Linked DNA regions of Mus musculus: region 1 is linked to region 2. The links are chromatin loops, found by intact Hi-C in ENCODE. Cell type or tissue: left cerebral cortex. All regions are shown on one strand.

Evidence for each region. A loop is a pair of places that touch in the nucleus more often than their neighbours do. Peaks named below come from ENCODE experiments on the same cell type or tissue, not always from the same donor. Only the 100,000 strongest peaks of a DNase experiment are listed, where the experiment ranks them.
Region 1: it touches region 2 in a loop (2.2-fold over the local background); 1 of 42 quality-filtered maps calls a loop at or near these places.

What each region holds. Positions count from the first base shown.
Region 1 is chr2:32,652,851-32,657,850 of GRCm38, forward strand. It overlaps Eng (endoglin), which reads left to right. Exons shown (of 15, transcript NM_007932.2): 2 at 4,666-4,820. Among named protein-coding and RNA genes, the nearest start is that of Mir1954, 3.0 kb to the left of the region's middle. In left cerebral cortex, no CTCF peak of the experiment used is centred here; no DNase peak of the experiment used is centred here; H3K27ac peaks cover 1,825 bases.
Region 2 is chr2:32,502,849-32,507,848 of GRCm38, forward strand. No RefSeq gene overlaps it. Among named protein-coding and RNA genes, the nearest start is that of Fam102a, 30 kb to the right of the region's middle. In left cerebral cortex, CTCF peaks have their summits at 1,440 (motif pointing right) and 2,868 (motif pointing right); no DNase peak of the experiment used is centred here.

The sequences.
Region 1 (5,000 bases), 150 kb after region 2:
GCACGCATACACCCTTACACACTTACCCACACACACATGAGAAACAAAACTGCCCAAACCATCAAAACAGATAAAGGCAGTGAAGTACCACCTGACTCTAAGACATCGGGGAGAGGGGGGGCCCACAGACCTAAGGAAGTACCTCTCCCCTCTCCCCTTCCTCTTTCTCTCCCTTTTGTTTTGGTGGTGGTCGTCGTGGTTTGGGTTTTGTTGTTTTTGTTGTTTGCTTGTTTGTTTTGGCTTTTTTGAGATAAGGTTTCTCTGTGCAGCCCTGGTTGTCCTTGAACTCACCCTATAGACCAGGCTGTCCTTGAATTTAGAGAGATCCATCTGCCTTTGCCTTCCGAGTGCTGAGATTGAAGCTGAGTGCTGTCTCCCCGTTGCTACCACCAGCAGGAGGCTAGGAGGCACCTGCTTCAAGAAGAGGCCACAGTGGGTTTTTTTGTTTGATTATTTTTGTTTTTGTGTTTCTTTTTGTTTTTTGAGACAGAGTTTCTTTATGTAGCCCTGGCTGTCCTGGAACTCATTCTGTAGACCAGGCTGGCCTGGAACTTAGAAATCTGCCTGCCTCTGCCTCCCGAGTGCTGGGACTAAAGGCGTGCGCCACCACACCCGGCCAACAGTGGTTTTGACAGTTGAGACAAGTTGGTCAGGCTATCAATAAAATGTGGTCACTAGGGTCTAGACAGGTGACTCTGCAGTAGCCAGCACTTGCCATTCTTGTAGGGGACCCAGATTTGGTTCCCAGAGCCCACATGGCAGCTTACAACTGTCCATAGCTCCAGTTCCAGTGGTCCTGATGCCCCTTTTTGCCCTCTGAGGGGCACTGCCAGCACATGGCACACAAACACACATGCAGGTACACACTTATGCACATGACACTAAAATAAATACATCTAAGAGGACAGCCGTTGGCCTGAGAAGGGGCAGAGGCAGGCAGGGTGTGTTTGGAGGAAATGTTCACCTCTGACTGGAAGGACACAGTCCCCACAGCAGTTCCTGAGCCATCTCCATTCATTAGCGGATGGCTTAGCGCTGTGCATGTGACCAGCTCTCTGAAGGTGACAGAGGGTTTTTACCACCTCAGTGTAGGGATCATAATTGGGAGGCATAAAAAGGAGCCTGGCCGGCGGCTGCGGCACAGTTAGGATAGGAATTTGTGGAATGTGTCAACCTCGCCATCCTTTGACCTCACTTTAGACCACAGCTTGTGAATTTGACTCAGTGGCTGTTGGGAAATTCTGGGAAAGGCATACAAGCGGGGATCTGTGTCTTGCTGGTGGCCTGGCTGGGAGATGGGACAGCTATGAGGTTGTGATTGGACTCTGAAGAGAGTAGAGGGTGCCTGAGTCGGGTGACTGAAGAAGACTTTGGTCTGAAAGTGCCCTCCTCGGTGTCGCAGACACTCATAGCACCCATGGGAACCACGGAGATGAGCATCAGAACTGACTTACAGAAAGCACACGCTGGGGCTAGAACTAGACCCTCAGAGTTCACGACCAGGGCCTGTTGCTGAAAGTCTGGGTCTCCTAGGGAAATTCTTTAGCCTCCCTAACTACCCATGAGATGGGCATAAGAACCCCCCCCCCACTGCCCTCCAAAGGCTGCTGTAAGGATCCAAGGAATGTAGTCATACAAAGCTTCCAGACAGGGATCGTGATGGGACTTACTGTGTGGTTATTATGCCTACCAATAAGGAGAGCGAGGCCTTTATGACCAGGCCATCGGGCCCCAGAGCAACTTGATGACCTCCGGGAGCTATTTGGGGTGGAATGGGGACTGGCTGTGTAAGGCCTGTGATTGTGGGGTGAAGGAGGAGGAGGAGTAGGAGGATGGTCCAGACGTTTCCTCGGGAGGTCAGGGTCACCCAGTTCTCCAAAGGTGACTTGTAGGCCCCCAGCGGCCCTTCCTCCAACAGTTCCCTGGAGGCCCCGGGCAGTTCCCTTGGTACCAGGGGATTGTTTTCAGCTGGCCTGGGCCCGCCTTGGGCTGCTGGAGACAGGCTCAGGCGTCACACTCCCTCCTGTCTCCCCATTCTCGTCTGTGGGGTGGGGGCAACCAGTATTCGAAAAGGCCCCAAAATAAATGGGCCTCTTATCTGATCTCCCAGCCTGGCCTGTTATCTGATCATTACATAATGGCCAGGCCCGCGGCCTCTCCTGCTGGCGCTGGCTGACGGCATGGAGGAGGCGGCCCCAAATGCCAGAGGAACTGGGGTTCCTGGAAGTCTGGGGAGGGGGGGTCAGGAAAAGTCCGAAGATCTGTAGGCCAGATGGTGGGCCATGTGGAGGGAGTAGTCGGAGACCCAGAGGGCAGCCATACGCATGTATGACCTTGATGTGAGTGTCCTGTCTCTTGAGGTTGCAGCCTCCCCTTCTAGGTAGGAGTGGGGACAGACCAGATGGGAGACTGACAAGAGGAAATGGTGCCAACCCTTAGTCTGTTGGGGTGAGGGAAACCTCAAAATTAGTCCTGTCCTCAGCTTCACCCCCACCCTTAAATGCAGACAAGAAAACTACAGAAATGAAACTACCACATGCCCTGTCTCACAAATGGCTCCCAACAACCTCCAGGGCCGGGTGCTTTCTCTTCCTATTGCCATTGTAGAGATCAGGAAACTAAAGCCCAAAGTCCTGAAATCATTCCCTCAAACCACACAGCTAGTCAGAACTAGTTGGGCCTGGGATACTGGGCCTGGCTCCCAGGGACTTGCTTTGAACCAAACTCCCGTATTGCTCAAACACACAGATGTCTCTTGCAAGTTGCTACTGCGACTAGAGTAATGGCTGCTAAGTTTGGGCTCTTACAGCAGCAGTAGATACCTGCTCCTATTCTCCTCCCAAGATGGAGATATCTGAGGGAGGGTGTTGGTGGGGTGTAAGGTAGCCATCTTACCTCCTTCTCTGACCTCAGTGGCTTTGGGCCCAACAAGCTAGCTACAAAGGTGGGGGAGAAGGCTGGCCAGGCCACAGGCGCCTGGGGTTCAGGAAGAGCCGGCCTGCCCCCCATCCTCAGCACTGGCGTCAGCTGGACGTGAAGCCTGGCCCTCCTCGCCCATCTTTGATCTCCAAGAAAACAGGAAGTGAACACGACAAGATGGAGACATAAACTTCCAAACAGCCTCCCCTTCTCTGTCCCTCCTCCACAGCCCCCCTTCCCCTCAGCACATTCCTTAGGACGAGGTGTAGGGGCCTCATTTCCTCTTCCTCCTCTGCTGGGTCAGGGTGAAATTCCATTCCTCTCCCTTGGGACCCGTGTTTCCGGGCCGCCCTGCAGCCGACTGTGAGGCCTGCTCTACATCACCGCCTTTAACCTGGGCTGCTCCCCCTGAGGCAGGAAATTCCCTCCTCAGAAACGGCCTCTCAGGAATGGACACCTTGAGGTCTGAAGAGGGAAAACCGTTTTTCCTCCTCAACGCCACCCGGTACACACACTCCTTCCTTTGGATTGAACTGGCCTTAAGACTTGGGGTCCACCATGGGCCCTACCCCTTGGGTCACCCTGCCAGCAATAGATAGCTGGGCACGGTGGCACTTGCCTTTAATCCCAGCACTGGGGAGGCAGAGACAGGCCATCTCTGTGAGTTCAAGGCCAGCCTGGTCTACAGAATGAGTTCTAGGCCAACTGAGATTACACAGTGAGATCTTGTCTCAAAAATACAAAAAGAACAAAAAACAAACAAATACTTCTGAAAATTAGCTAAAATTTCATTTCAGGCAAACTGTTTTTGCAATATAAGTATATAATTATATATTTAAAATTATACCTTGAAAAAGGATTCCCGTTTATCTGAAATTCAGACTTATTGGTACCCTGGCTCTTACCTTCCTTCCAACATTATACCTACTAACACTATGATCCTAGGAGAGACTTTCTCCGGCTGTGTCTCAGTTTGCCCATCTGTGGAGAGTATGAAATGATATCTACCATGTAAGGTAGCTATGAAGATGTCATACGCCTTGAGCTCTGGGCTCATACGTGTACCTGGGAAATGTTCAGAAAGTGAACGTGGTTGTATCCAGGCGTGGTGGGGAATCCTAGCATTAGGGAGGCAGAGGCTGGAAGACCTGAAGGTCAAAACCATCCCTGGCTACATTGAAGCCAGCCTGGGCTACCACAGCTCTGCCTCCAAATAACAACAACAACAACAACAACAATAACACAACAATAATTCTTTTTTTTTTTTTTTTTTTTTTTGGTTTTTCGAGACAGGGTTTTTCTGTAGCCCTGGCTGTCCTGGAACTCACTCTGTAGACCAGGCTGGCCTCGAACTCAGAAATCCGCCTGCCTCTGCCTCCCAAGTGCTGGGATTAAAGGCGTGCACCACCACGCCCGGCTAGCAACAATAATTTTTTTTAAGATTTATTTATTATTACATCTAAGCACACTGTAGCTGTCTTCAGACACAGGTGTTAGATCTCACTAAGGATGGTTGTGAGCCACCATGTGGTTGCTGGGATTTGAACTCATGACCTTTGAAAGAACAGTCAGTAATCTTACCCACTGAGCCATCTCTCCAGCCCCGCAACAATAATTCTTAAAGAGACTAGGAATACAATTAGTACTCTTCCCTCCCAGTGCCAGGGACTGCCTTGCCCACACTAGACAAACATTCCTGCCCCATCCTCCTCTGACCTAACCTGCTTTCCCACTATGCTTTCCCAGCAGGTCTCGCAGAAAGAGTCGGCTGTGATCTACAGCCTGTGGACCCCACAAGGGGTGAGGTGACGTTTACCACCAGCCAGGTCTCCGAGGGCTGTGTAGCTCAGGCTGCCAATGCTGTGCGTGAAGTCCACGTTCTCTTCCTGGATTTTCCCGGAGTGAGTACCTCAGGCAGGTTTGGCGGGGTCCCTTAAGAATCGGAGTAGACTGGGTGAAGGGTGACTTCTTACAGCTTTACTAGCACCTCAGCCATGGGGCTGATGGGGCAAGTCCTGGGAGGGCCCTTAAGAGGTAGAAGGTATGATTTTCTGGAACACATCACAAGAGCCAGCTGGAGG
Region 2 (5,000 bases):
TAAGCTGTGTGTCACCACACCGGCCGTTTTTTCTTTTTCTTTTTGGGGGTGTGCCTGGCATAGAACCCAGAGTGTGAGTCACCCAGGTCAAGCATAGGCTTTATTATTGGACCACTTCGCTGCCCTCGGCTCTTAACAAACTTACTAGTTTGCAATAGCATTAGGTTTACAGAAGTATTGTTTGGCTGGTTACAGAGTTTGCGCGGTTTTCTGTCTAGTGTTCCTCGTGTCAATCTCCTTAATCAACTGTGGTCTGTTTGTCCAGAAACACTGGTTTTGGTTATGACTGCTGGCCAAGCCCAGCCTTGATGCAGACTTCACCCACTGGTACGCTCAGGCCCTGCCCCGGGATCCGAGTGCGTGAAGTGACTGTGTTGCTGCTTCTCGACTCCTTCTAGCCACAGGTTTTCAGACTTGAGTTTCGAGGCTTGCCAGCCAGGTGTTTTGTAGATATCTGTCCGTCTGTCTGTCTGTCGGCCTGTCTGTTTATCTATCTTATATATTTTTCTCCTGATTGCCTTGGAAGCTTTCTCATTCCATTCGATCAAAGGCACAGGATCACCACATGGCACGCAGAATAAACCAGGGCTGTTTAAGGTGTGTTGCTGGCTGTTTCTCCTCACACAATAGAGTCCTCTCCCTCCTCCGCCTTCCCCCTTTCCTTCCCTCCTTCCCTTTCTTCTCTCTCTGAGTCTCTACTTCTTGTTTCATGGTGTGGGAAGTGGGGCAGGGCCTCACTATGTAGCCCAAGCTGGCCTTCCTCCTGCCTGGGTCTTCCTGGTGCTGGATTCTTTGGCCCACCATGCCCAGCTTAGAAATTTTGATGTTTTTTTAGCTCTGGGGAGCAAACTTGGGCTCTCTCCCTCTGAACTTCATTCGGTCCAGTCAGCTCCTCACACTTTAGAAGTGAGTCACTGAGTCAAACGCCCATTCAAGGGGCAGTGGCTTGAGCTACTTCCTGCAGAAAGAACCATAAATTATTTGAATTCTCCTCAGAAGACAGAAGGCCCTTTCTTCCAGTCTGCTTGTTTTCTCAGCCATTGACTTCTGCGGTGTGGATGCAGCACACATTCTTATTTCATTTAGACTCTGTTGTTTCCCTGAGCTGGGGCTGGAAACCAGGGCCTCTCAAGATGGGCAGCTCTGTACCTGCAAGCTTTCCCAGCTCTGAATTTTACCCTGAAAATCTTAATCCATAGCTATTTCTTCTGATGCTCCAATGGTTTTGTTTTTGGATTTGAGAGCCCCTTCAGGTGGCTCCTGGTTCCTTGGACATGGGGCAGTCCCTTCCTTTTGTTTTTTTATCTTTTTTTTTTTTTGTGCCACCACGCCCAGCGACAGGTAGCTTGCTTGCTTTCTTTCTTTCTTTCTTTCTTTCTTTCTTTTTAAAGATTTATTTATTTATTATATGTAAGTACACTGTAGCTGTCTTCAGATACTCCAGAAGAGGGCGTTAGATCTTGTTTTTTTTTTTTTTTTTTTTTTTTTTTTAAAGATTTATTTATTTATTATATGTAAGTACACTGTAGCTGTCTTCAGACACTCCAGAAGAGGGAGTCAGATCTTGTTACGGATGGTTGTGAGCCACCATGTGGTTGCTGGGATTTGAACTCCGGACCTTCGGAGGAGCAGTCGGGTGCTCTTACCCACTGAACCATCTCACCAGCCCTTGTTTTTTTTTTTATCTTAATTCTGTGCATGCACATATACCATGGTTCATAGGAGGTCAGAGGACAATGGTAGGTGTTGGTCCTTGCCTTCCTCCTTGTGTGAGTTAGGGTTTCTTGCCGTTCACCACTGCATACACAGGCTAGCTGTTCCACAAGCTTTGGGGGATTCTCCTGTCTCCTGGGGATTGACCTATGTCCCGCCATAGGAGAGCTGCCAACCTCATACACAGGTTTGTTTGTTTGTTTTTAAAGATTCATTTATTTATTATATGTAAGTACATTGTGGCTGTCTTCAGACATACCAGAAGAGGGCACTGGATTCCATTACAGATGGTTGTGAGCTACCATGTGGTTGCTGGGAATTGAACTCAGGACCTCTGGAAGAGCAGCCAGTGCTCTTAAGTGCTGAGCCATCTCTCCAGCCCCACATAGTTTCTTTTCTTTTCTTTTTTTTTTTTTTCCTATGAGGTGTGTATAGGATGTCTGGGAGTTTTCTTCAAACTTTCTTCTGGATGTATTTTGTCTGGATCAGCTGGCCAGTCAGCTGATCACAGGAACTCTCTAGAAGGACCAATCTGGCTTTGGCTTTTGCTCTCCAAGTGCTAGGTTTTACAGGAATGCCCCACTACATCATGCTTTTTAGTTTTATTGATAATGATACTTAAGGACCTTACAGAATGGTGGAACGCATAAAATAGGGTTTACTGTGCCTAGACTGGAGATCTGAGGAAAACTAACTAGGTTCTTTTACCGAGAGTTAGTCCTGGGAAGTCGCAGAAAAGTTGGATTTTTTTTTTTTTTTTCTGGAGCTGAGGACCGAACCCAGGGCCTTGGGCTTGCTAGGCAAGCGCTCTACCACTGAGCTAAATCCCCAACCCCCCCCCCATAGTTTCTTTCTTTCTTTTTTTTAAAATAAAAGTTTTTATTAAAATGTGCATTACTGGCCAGGTGGTGGTGGTGGTGCATGCCTTTAATCCCAGGACTTGGGAGGCAGAGGCAGGCAGATTTCTGAGTTCAAGGCCAGCCTGGTCTACAGAGTGAATTCCAGGACAGCCAGGGCTATACAGAGAAACACTGTCTCAGAAAAAAAAAACAAAAAACAAAAAACCAAGAACAAAAACAAAACAAAACAAAACAACAAAAATGGGTATTACCACCTATACATGTGTATGCATCACATACATGTAATACCCTCAGAGGCCAGAAGAGGGCATCCAGTCTCCTAGGACTGAAGTTATGGACAATTGTGAGCTGCCATGTGGGTGCTTGGAATCTAACACAGGTCCCTCGGGAGCAGCCAGTGCTCTTGACCGCTGAGCCATCTCTCCATCCCCCATGTACTGTTTCTTAATACAGGACAACCTTACTATACACATTGTGCCTCACTGCTACTGCTGTGGCCCCCAGGTCTTGCCTCTAGCATCTACATTCCGCAATAGGTGCTTGGGATAGGATCAAGATGGGATTTATCGCAATAGGATAAATCAGGAACCGCATCATATGGCCAGTCTTGGCCAATGGGACCTTAGTAGACATGCCATAAACACAGGCACATATATACAAATATATGTTTGTGTGTATGTGTATAGAGATAGAGATAGAGACAGAATTTGTTTTTAGGCAAGATCTTGTCTATCCTGGAAATTGCTATGTAGACCAGGTTGGCCTCCAACTCAGACCTTTGCCTTCCTCTGCCTCCCTAAGGCTGGGATTAAAGGCGTGCTCATACCCAGAGGTCTTCTGACCTCCATATTCATAGCCTGGCCCATGTTCACCCCTCACACATGCATACACACAGAGAAACACACATATACTGTCCACATACATAGAAATACATATTTTTAATCTATAATATAGACACATAAATGTATTTGTGTATGTATTTTTTAATACAGACTAGGGGCTGGGAAGATGGCTCAGTCAGTAAAGAGTTACCACACAAGCATGAGGACCTGAGTTCAAATCCCTAGAACCCAGGAAAAAGTTAGAGCCTATGATTCCAGTCTTGGAGGAGGACAAGGAGGTCAGAGGTGGCCACGTTGGCCAGTCAGCCAAGCAGAGTCCATGAGCTTCAGGTTCAATGAGAAACCCTATCTCACAAAATAATGACAACAGTAAGACCAGAAGTTCACCTCTGACCTCTACCTGTTCACATATATGTAAATGTACACACACATACAATGTAAAGATACATTGTCACAAACACCCTCCTATGTCACTTCATCCTAATCCACTTGGCTTGTTAATCTCTTTACTATTCTGTTCTGCTGGGGTTGTAACCCACACACACCAGGAAGTGTTTTTACTAGATTAGCTGAGTGACGTCACTACTGCCCATTCTCCAGTGTGAGTGAGGCACCAGAGTTCAACTGTCCCCAGATGATGGACAGTGGGTGGGTCCTGTCGTGCTGCCCTGGTGAGCAGTCATCCTCTCTGTAATTACCAGTATCTGCTATGCTAGTGTTTCTTTAGAGCAGATCACTAGAACATTCGTGGCTCACAGCGCCGTACTTTGGAAGCTCTGACACACATCGACAAATTACCTTCCCAAATAGCACCAAATAGTTTCCACTCCTACCCACTGTGAGCACGTAGGCTCGGTCCTCGACCTTTGTCTACACCCAGTGTTGCCCATCTGGAAAAGCCGTCTCTGTAGCAACACTGGCCACAGTGAGCATGTGAATTTCAATATGGTTAGGGGTGGGAGAGGTGGAGGCCAGACGTGGGAATGTCTGCTGGGCCACAGGACGCAGGGTCTCCGCCCTCCACTCCACCCGTGGGTTCCTTCCTCTTCTGGGCAGCTGCGCTCAGCACATCCTCTTGAAGGCACACTTCCCTAGGGGACCTGTCTCGTGGATTGACCCAAGTGCCTCTGGCCCTGACCCCCTTCTCGCATCTCTGAGAGCATGGGGCCATTGCCTCCTTCGAGATGGAAGCCTTCCAAGTTTCTCCAGTATCTCTGGACGAAAGTGTCATCTTGTCTGAGCTGGTTTGAGAAACTGTGGGTGGGAGGAACGTCCCAGCTCAGGGAGTGCTCACCTCCCTGAAAGTCCTTGGGGGTTCAGTCCCCCAGCACGGCAAAGAATGGATGTCACACTTGGAATCTGACCACTCAGCAGGCAGAAGTAAATACATCGGATGGTCAAGGTCATCCTTGGCTGCATAGCAAATTTAGGGGCCAGTCTTGGCTAGATGACCCCAAAGGAGAGACAGAAAGAAACTGAACAAGAAACACTACCAACCCCGGAGACTCTGTCAGTGACTCCTTCACTAAAAACATGCATTCCTTTGGCAAATATTTACCATCTTGTCCTAAGCTCAGCCCTAAGG